2 separate regions of the Homo sapiens genome follow, and region 1 is linked to region 2. A link is an interaction called in ENCODE POLR2A ChIA-PET data of the cell type or tissue named here. Cell type or tissue: MCF 10A. All regions are shown on one strand.

What was found. Peaks named below come from ENCODE experiments on the same cell type or tissue, not always from the same donor. Only the 100,000 strongest peaks of a DNase experiment are listed, where the experiment ranks them.
Region 1: POLR2A ChIA-PET joins it to region 2 with 5 read pairs; 15 of 35 experiments call an interaction of 5 or more read pairs at or near these places.

What each region holds. Positions count from the first base shown.
Region 1 is chr22:40,163,890-40,168,889 of GRCh38, forward strand. It overlaps a transcript of TNRC6B not described here. Among named protein-coding and RNA genes, the nearest start is that of TNRC6B, 12 kb to the right of the region's middle. In MCF 10A, no CTCF peak of the experiment used is centred here; no DNase peak of the experiment used is centred here.
Region 2 is chr22:40,220,698-40,225,697 of GRCh38, forward strand. All of the region lies in intron 1 of TNRC6B (trinucleotide repeat containing adaptor 6B), which reads left to right. Among named protein-coding and RNA genes, the nearest start is that of TNRC6B, 45 kb to the left of the region's middle. In MCF 10A, no CTCF peak of the experiment used is centred here; DNase peaks (open chromatin) are centred at 214 and 2,504.

The sequences.
Region 1 (5,000 bases), 57 kb before region 2:
ATCAGGTTAAAGCTTTATGCTAGATCTTCGGCTCTATGAGGATGGATTTCTGTTGTCTTGGTCACTGCCTAGAGAGGTGCCTGGCACAAAAAGCATCTATAAATATATGTTGAATGAATAAGTTCCCATCGACTGTTAAGAATCCCTCTTCTACACACTCACTTTGAAATCTGAGGTGGTGTTATTATAAAGCCTAATTCCAGAATATTTTATCTGTTATCAGCAGAAGAAAGGTACATTGAAGCACTTTGGGAGGCCGAGGCAGGTGGATCACTTGAGGTTAGGAGTTCAAGACCAGCCTGACCAGCATGGTGAAAACCCATCTCTACTAAAAAGAAAAAAAAAAAAATTAGCCAGGTGTGGTGGTGGGCTCCTGTAATCCCAGCTACTCGGGAGGCTGAGGCAGGAGAATCACTTGAACCTGGGAGGCGGAGGTTGCAGTGAGCAAACATCACACCACTGCAGTCCAGCCTGGGCGACAGAGTGAGACTCTGCCTTTAAAAAAAAAAAAAAAAAAAGGGCATTGTTAACATGTTAACATGTCATGTTCCACTTTATTTTTTTTTAATTAATTTTTTTTAATTTTATTTTGACCAGGCACAGTGGCTCAATGCCTATAATCCAGCATATTGGGAGGCCAAGGCGGGTGGATCACCTGAGGTCAGGAGTCCAAGACCAGCCTGACCAACATGGAGAAACCTGGTCTGTACTACAAATACAAAATTAGCCCAGGCATGGTGGTGCATGCCTGTAATCCAAGCTACTAGGAGGCTGAGGCAGGAGAATCGCTTGAACCTGGGAGGCAGAGGTTGTGGTGAGCCGAGATCGCGCCATTACACTCCAGCCTGAGCAACGAGTAAAATTCTGTCTCAAAAAAAAAAAAAAAAAAGTTTTTTTTTTTTTTTCCCTGAAATAGCGTCTCACTCTGCCCAGGCTGGAGTGCAGTGACACGATCTTGGCTCACTCACTGCAACCTCCGCCTCCAGGGTTCAAGCTGTTCTCCTGCCTCAGCTTCCCAAGTAGCTGGGATTACACATACCCACCACCACGCCTGGCTAATTTTTGTATTTTTAGTAGAGACACGGTTTCAGCATGTTGGCCAGGCTGGTCTCAAACTCCTGACCTCAGATGATCCGCCTGCCTCAGCCTCCCAAAGTGCTGGGATTACAGGTGTGAGCCACCGCACCCACCCCTCCCCCCGGCTCTTTTTTTTTTTTTTTTTGAGACAGGGTCTTACTTTGTCACCCAAGCAGTGCAATGGTGCAATTTGGGCTCACTCAAGCCTCAACCAAAAAAATTCTTTTTGAGACAGGGTCTCTCGCTGTCACCCAGGTTGGAGTGCAGTGGCATGGTCATGGCTTATTGCAGCCTCCACCTCCTGGACTCAAGCAATCCTCCCACTTTAGCCTCTGGAGTAGCTAGTACTACAGGCACGCACTACCATGCCTGGCTAATTTTTTTGTTTTTAGTAGCGACAAAGCCTGACTATGTTGCCAGGCTGGTTTTGAACTCCTGGACTCAAGCAGTCCTCCCACCTCAACCGCCCAAAGTACTTGGATTACAGGCATGAGCCACCATGCCCAGTCATCAACTTTAGATTCAGTCCTTTCTTGAATATGTTCCAACAGACCTGATTTTATCTTCGTTCTCCTTAAGCATCCTACCTATAGGCCAGTGTATTAGTCCATTCTCATGCTGCTAATAAAGAACTTCCTGAGACTGGGTAATTTATAAAGGAAAGAAGTTTAATTGACTCACACATCCACATGGCTGAGGAGGCCTCAGGGAACTTACAACCATGGCGTAAGGGAAAGCAAACATGTCCTTCTTCACTTGGCGGCAGAAAGGAGAAGTGCTGAGCAATGGGGGGGAAAGCTCCTTATATAACCATCACATCTCATGAGAACTCACTATCACAAGAACAGCATGAGAGTAACCACCCCCATGATTCAGTTACCTCCCACTGGGTCCCTCCCACAACACATGGAGATTATGGGAACTACAGTTCAAGATGAGATTTGTGTGGGGACACAGCCAAACTGTATCAGCCAGTTATCAGTTATTGGGTGGTTTTTTTTGTTGTTGTTTTGTTTTGTTTTGTTTTTGGGCAGAAAATGCCTTTCTAGCCAAGTCTGAACCTTTTCTTCTAAGGACCTCCCTAAGATGCTATTAGCCTGTCTATGCATATTTTCAAAAGAACTTCTGCTCCTGCCAGGGGCTCTCCTGAAGGTCTTCCATGCAAGTCTGGTTTCCTTCTCCCTTACATCTCTGGGCAGGCAAAGAAATCTTTCTTTCTGACTAGCTGCAAATCCGGCTTTTGTGGGAATACTCTTCAAGAAAAAGCAAACTAATTTCAAAGACAAAACTAGGTTCAAAAGTGAATATTTATTTACAAAGAGGAGATAAATCACAAAAATGGCAACTTAAAAAAATTAACAAATACCACAAAATTCAGAAAAACAATGTAATATTTGTATTAATTGGTTGCCTAACACATGGCTGTGAAATGTTTTCCCCTACATTTTTTGGCCATGCTATACTCTTTTTTTTTTTTTTCGTGCTATACTCTTTGATCATCCCTCCCTATTCTGTGATATTTTCTAAAATAGGTAAATAATTCAGTGCTTCCTATAGCATGGTAGACCAAAATATGTTTTTTGTTATTAAGTTCCTTTCTGCCTCACAACTTGTTATTGGTAACATCATATAAATTTGTAAAAGTGTTGGCAGGGCATGGTGGCTCATGCCTGTAATCCTAGCACTCTGGGAGACCAAAGTGGGCAGATCACGAGGTCAGGAGTTTGAGACCAGCCTGGCCAACATGGTGAAACCCCGTCTCTACTGAAAGTCCAAAAATTAGCTAAGCGTGGTGGCACACATCTGTAATCCCAGCTACTCAGGAGGCTAAGGCAGGAGATTCGCTTGAACCAGGGAGGTGGAGGTTGTAGTGAGCCGAGGTCGTGTCACCACACTCCAGCCTGGGTGACGGAGTGAGACTTTGTCTCAAAAAAAAAAAAAAGAAAAAATTGTTAGCAATTTTGGGAAAACCTCTATTGAATATCTTTTATATATGCACTATGAAATTGCCAGGCTTCACTGTTTCTTGTACATTGGCTAATCTGAAATGGCCTTTGAATTGACATATGTATATCATAACATAATTTGGCCCCGCATATTTCAGTCATGATAGAGTGCCGCATATTTCAGTCATGATAGAGTGAGTTGACCTAGTAACAGCTCTTTGTACATTGATGGTTAACATTATCTCAACCATACACAGTTTTATGAAAACCACATAAATTTAGTTTATTCCATTGAACCCGAAACAAAAGTATCCTCAACTTAAGGTTTCCTTAGGGGGATCTCCAGAATGGCCGAAGTCACTCATAAGTCCATTGACACAAGGGGAACCATAATGGCAAGAAAGTTGGTATGGAAGGACAGATACTATTAATATATAATTCCATTTATCCAAGGTACTTAGAGCAGTCAGTTTAGAGACAGAAAGTAGAATGGTGGTTGCCAGGGGCTGAGGAAAGGGGAAAAGAATGAAGTTGTTGTTTAATGTGTGCAGAATTTCAGATGTGCAAGATGAAAAAGTTCTGGAGATCTGTTGCACAGCAGAGTGAATATACATAATGCTACTGAACTATACACTTAAAAATGGTTAAGATGATCAGTTTTTTGTGTTTTTTTAACCACAATAAAAATTTTCAGACCAGGTGCCGTGGCTCAATCCTAGCACTTTGGGAGACCAAAGTGGGAGGGTTGTTTGAACCCAAAAATTGAGACCAGCATAGATTCCCATCGCTACCAAAAAAAAAAAAAAAAAAAAAAAAAAGCTGGCCATGGTGGCACATGCCTGTAGTCCTAGCTACTTGGGAGGCTGAGTTTGAGACAGGAGGATTGCTTGAATCTGGCAGTTTGAGGCTGCAGTGAGCCATGATTGTAGCCGGGGCAACAGAGCGAGACCTTGTCTCCAAAAACAAAAAACAGTAACCAAAAAATACGGGATAATTGGGCACTTTGTTAGGATCCCTCCTAGAGCTTTAGGAGGGGCCCATGAAAGTGAGGGGGCCTGCAGGTTTAAATTAGCTTCAGAGCAAAGCAAATCTGTTTCAACCATTCTGGTCCTATCTATCTGTTGAAACCCAACTGATCTAAGCCGTAGTGCCTCCATTTTCAAACTGGTCTCTCTTAGAGCATAACCATACAGTTAATAATTTATCTTACACTTTTTTGTTGATTGCCTCATGCATATGTCTTATCTCTGAACTGTAGGATAAGTGTTGTCTTCTTTTACAGCCTAAAAGTACCTAGGTTCATAGTATTCATCCATTCATTCCTTTGCTTATTTGTTCATTCATTCCACAATATTAATTGAATTTCTCTTCTGTGCTAGACCCAGAAATAAAAGCTACATACTCTGCCCTCTTAAGGGTCCATTGTTTAGAGGGGGAAACGCCAATTAAGTGGTTAATCATAACAGGCTATGAAGGCGCTGCTTTAGAGGTATGTACGAGGTGCCTTGGAACACAGATGGGGGTACTGGACTCAGCCTGGAGTGTCAAGAAAGGCTTCCTCCAAACGCAGATTTAACTTTTGAGGTTCAATTCTAAGGAATTTGAGAAAAACTGTTCCCTAAAAGGCCTGCTAGCATTCTAACTTAAATAGTATAAATGTTAACATTCTAATTTGTAACTGAATCCAGAGATTGTTGGATTTAGGTTGCATTGGAGATCTAACATAGTTTTGGCTATTATTTCTATCTTCTGACTTTGTTGGGAGTAAGAATAGCAGAAATGCTTAGCTCTCCCATTGACATTTTTTCTTGTCAGCCTACCTCCTTGCCATGATTTGGTAGTACCGAAGTTGGTAAAACTTGGAAAAGCCTTTGCCTTTCCCAGGTTCTCTCCGTGGCAAACTCCTACTCATTCTTTGAGACTCAGTTCAAACTCTCACCTCCTCCCCTGTGAAATCTTTTCTTATTCTCCCAGCAG
Region 2 (5,000 bases):
ACGTAAAACAGTGGAAAGCTTAACTATAGAAACCCCGAGTTGGCCAGGAGAATTGGCAGGCGCTTGCTTTCTTCACTTTCCCTTCCCTTTTAAAGCCTTTGTTTTAGGAAAAAGGAAATTGGTGTGTTTGGAGAGCAGTTGTTAGCTTTTCAAGACTGGACTCGTTGGTCTAATTTGGTAAGGGCCCAGAACACGTCCCATGAAGTAAGGGAAAAATGTGAAGCTGAAGCCGGCATGTGGGGGAGAGCTAACAACTGGACATTTTCACCCAAAGCCCCGCCTCACATGCCTTTAGCCAGAAGGCTTGGCTATTTATTTCTGGGAAGCTTTAGGTTTCCTACTGATGATGGCATCCCCCCTGGTGTCTGGGATGTTCCCTGCCCCTCCCTCCCAACTCTGTCGATACCTGTAGCATTCCTTCTTGGGTCTGGGCACTGAGTCCAGGCCATGTGTGGAAGATTCCAGTTCTTTCACCATTCCATGTGACACAGCATGGCGGGTAGTTTCTTTTTTGTCAGGACAACTGTTTCCTTCTTTGAGGTGTATGAATGGTTTGTAGTACGTACCTGGGTTCCTAAGATAGATCTCGACTGTCTAGCCTGAGTGTCTAGCTATTTCAGGAACAATGTTGCTACACCAGTTGAGTGCTCAGGAACTAGATAAATGCAGATACGTTTAGTTGTTAATTTTCTCTCTCAGATAATTCATCTAGCTGAAGATTTTTGGCTACCTCTGTTTTCTGTTTATTTTTTATCTTTTTGAGACAAGATCTTGCTTGGTTCTCCCGGCTGGAGTGTGGTGGCACAATCACTGCTCACTGCAGCCTCAACCTCCCTGGCTCAAGTGGTCCTCCCACCTCAGCTTCCTGAGTAGCTGGGACCACAGGTGTGTGCCACCATGCCCAGCTAATTTAATTTTTTGTAGAGATGGGGGTTCCGGTATGTTGGCCAAGCTGGTCTTGAACTCCTGGGCTCAAAGTGATCCTCCTGCCTTGGCCTCTCAAAGTGCGGGGATTACAGGTGTGAGCCACCACACCTGGCCCACCTTCTTATTGCCCCCCCCCCTTTTTTTTTTTTGACTCCTGTCTACTTTCCTGCTGCCGCTTGCTCCAAGGCTCCCACTGGACATTCTGCCCAAATACCTGTCCTTACCCAGGTGTTCTGTGTAGGAGAATGAGATGGTCACTTGGTGAGCAAGGAGTCCATATGTGGGGGGCTTGAATGGAAGGATCTTAATGCTTCCTGTCCTGAAGTGATGTTGTCCTGGCCCACCCATCTCATTTTTTACTTTAAAATGTACCAGAAGGTAGGATGACTTACATCTAACTCACTTTAAGCCCCGGGAAAAGTGGAGACCAACTAAGTCTTGCTGTCTGGAGACCTCTCTGACCCATCTCTGTTGGGCAGTATTTTGTCTTCACGCCGTCTCGTAGTCCCTTCCTAAAAGTAAAAATAGGGAGTCCCTGGAACCTCTTACTTACCCATTTGCGGTCTATTGCTGAGGAGGGTTTAATTGATGGCCACTCTAGGCAACCCACATCTACATGTTTGGGGAATCTTAAGTCGCCTCTGCGTACCGCTCTACAGAATGCTGAGGTGTCAGGAATAAAAGGGGCTTAAAGGGGATGCATAGATGAAAGGGAAGTTTTGTGGCTATTTGAAGGCCTTACTAGGACCAGAAGAAAGGAGGAATGCAGTCCAGGCAGGGAAGTGCGTGAGCCAGAGGGCCAAGGAGGAATGGGGCTTGTGTGAGGAAATGGGGAGTTCTCAAGGAGGAATCCTAGGGTCCCTGTGGCAAAGCCTAAGGTGGCCTTTCTTCTGAACTCAGGACAGCATTCCAGTCTTGACCACTCGTTTGACTTCCAGATCCGTATCTTGTTCAAATACAGTGGATTATCTTCTTTTTACTTAAAGTTTTTATTTAAATTCGAGATAATTATATATTCAAATGCAGTTGTAAGAAATAATCTCTTTTATCCTTTTATGCAGTTTCCCCCATTGGTAACATCTTGCTGTATTCTCTCTCTCTCTCTTTTTTTTTTTTTTTTTTTTTTTTTTTTTTTTTGAGACGGAGTTTTGCTCTTTTGCCCAGGCTGGAGTGCGGTGGCATATCAGCTCACTGCACCCTTACCTTTGCCTCCCAGGCTCAGGCAATCCGCCTGCCTCAGCCTTGTGAGTAGCTGGGACTACAGGCGTGCACCACCACTTCCAGCTAATATTTATATTTTATTGTAGAGTTGGGGTTTCACCACGTCACCCAGGCTGGTCTCAAACTTTGGGACTTGAGCAGGCCACCCGCCTTGTCCTCCCAAAGTGCTGGGATTATAGGCATGAGCCACCACACCCAACCTGTATTATATTTTTAAAAATTGAATGCCTCTAGTTTAAAAAGGTATATAGTTGTGTTACAGCCAATAGCATTTCCTTCTCTGACTCAGTAGTAATACTAGGTTTTTTTTTTTGAAACGGAGTTTTGCTCTGTTGCCCAGGCTGGAGTGCAATGGCGCAATCTCGACTCACCGCAAACTCTGCCTCCTGTGTTCAAGCAATTCTCCTGCCTCAGCCTGCTGAGTAGCTGGGATTATAGGCGTGTGCCACCACACCTGGCTAATTTTTGTATTTTTAGTGGAGACGGGGTTTCACCTTATTGGTCAGGCTGGACTTGAACTCTTGACCTCGTGATCCGCCTGCCTTGACCTCCCAAAGTGCTGGGATTACAGGCGTGAGCCACTGTGCCCGGCCAGTTTTTTGTTTTGTTTCAAGGAATCTCTGTTCACATATAAAAAATTGCGTAAAAGCCCCCCTTTTCTTACGTACATGATATCATCAAGTACACATTTTTTGCATCTTGCTTTTAAAACTTAACACCTTATCTTGAAGACTTATCTTCCTTAGTACAAAAAGAACTGCTTGTTATAATTGCATAGTATTCTCTTGTGTGGATAAGGTATAATAACGTATTTAACCAGTCCCCTAATTGATGGACTGTTTCTGATCTTTTGCCGTTACAAACATATTTTGCAGTGAATATCCTTTGCATATATAATTTGCCACATGTGTAATTCTTTTCCTGTGATACATACTTAAAAATAGGATAGCTGGGTCAAAGACTGTACACTTTCATTTTGATAGGTAGCTGCCAAATTGTCCCGTACAGAGATTGCACCCGTTTATATTCTCATCAGCAATGGTATATGTGAATGCCTTTTTCTGTGTTACCTTGGACACAAGGTAACTGTGTGTTACCACCAAATTTTGTCTTTGCCAGTTTGGTCAGTGAAAAGCGGTATCTTGGTGTACTTTGGTGTTGTTTTGTTTTGTTTTTTTTGAGACCGAGTCTTACTCTGTTGCCCAGGCTGGAGTGCAGTGGTGTGAACTCAGCTTACTGCAGCCTCCACCTCCCAGGTTCAAGTGATTCTCGTGCCTCAGCCTCTCGTAGCTGGGACTACAGGCATGAGCCACCATGCCCGGCTAATTTTTGTATTTTTAATAGAGACGGGGTTTCAACATGTTGGCCAGGCTGGTCTCGAACTCCTGACCTCAGGTAATGTGCCTGTCTCAGCCTCCCAAAGTGTTGGGATTATAGGCGTGAACCACCATGCCTAGCCTGTCTTCGTATACTTTGAATACTCTATTCCCTTATAGAGAATGCAGTTGATCTATATCTTAGGAGGCTATCTTTCCTTTTCTGTGAACTGTCTGTTCATTTCCTTCACCCATTTTTCTTTTGTATTGTTGGTCTTTTCCTTGTTGATTTGTAGGAGTTCTTTATGTATTATGAAACCTAGCTCTTTGAGATATAAATGCTGATTTTTTTCCCCCAGCAACAATGACCTTGGTGGATTCTATCATAATACTTGTTTTGAAGCATTTCTGTAGTCAGATGTAGCTGTCATTTGTTTATGGCTTCTGAGTTTGTATCATAGTTAGAAAGTCTTTGTTCGTTCTGCATTATGAAAAGAAAAATCAGCCACAGGTTTTTCAAATGCTTTAATGGTTGCCTTCCCAGCTTTCTTCTTTCTCTCCTTTCCCTTCCTTCCTCTCTTCCTCCCGTTTAAATACTTTATCCATCTGGAGTTTATTTTCACGCAAGGTATGAGGTATGGGTCTGATCTTATGAAGTCGTGTGTGGTTCTTGAGTGCCTTCTCCGGGCGCCGTGTGCCTCATCCCTCTGTTACTCATCACCTTCTTTGCTGATGCAGAGTAGGTGCTTGATGTGGAGGAGGAGGTGGACCCTGCTGCCAGAAGCAGTAGCAGCTCATGTGCTTTGTATTGTTAGGTGCTTTCCATCCATTATTTCTAATCAACACAGCCTCTCTTCAAGATAAGTAGTATATAGCTCCCATTTTACAGATGACAAACTTAGATGCCAGATAATTTGCCCAAGCTCCTACCATTGTAGTGTCCAAGATACATAAAATTTGATTTTAAAGTGTCAGACTCCAAAGGCTGTGCTTTTTCTCTTGGCCTGGCTGCAGTGTAGCAGGGGAGCACCTTGGAAGAGGCATGTGCTTATTGCAGTTGACCATGCTTGAGTACAGGATTTTGAGAGATGGAGGCAAAAGAACTTTGAAGAAGGTGTTGGAGGGGTCCGGAGACACAAAGAAATACAAAAATACTGTATGCACTCACTAATACAGTCCCTAGATCAATGATGTGTAGAAAGCATAATGCTCAACTGAAAGGAGAAAAAAATCCTTCTCATAGCTTAAGAGAACCTGAAGTGTCCTCTCAGAAAAACATATTTGAGGCCGGGTGCAGTGGCTCACGCCAGTAATCCCAGCACTTCGGGAGGCTGAGGTGGGCAGACCACTTGAGGTCAGGAGTTCACGACCAGGCTAGCCAACATGGTGAAAACCCATCTCTGCTAAAAAAATTTTTAAAATAAAATAAAACTTAGCCAGGTGTGGCGGCGTGTGCCTGTAACCCCAGCTACGCGGGAGGCTGAGGCAGGAGAATCGCTTGAACTTGGGAGGCAGAGGTTGCAGTGAGCCAAAATC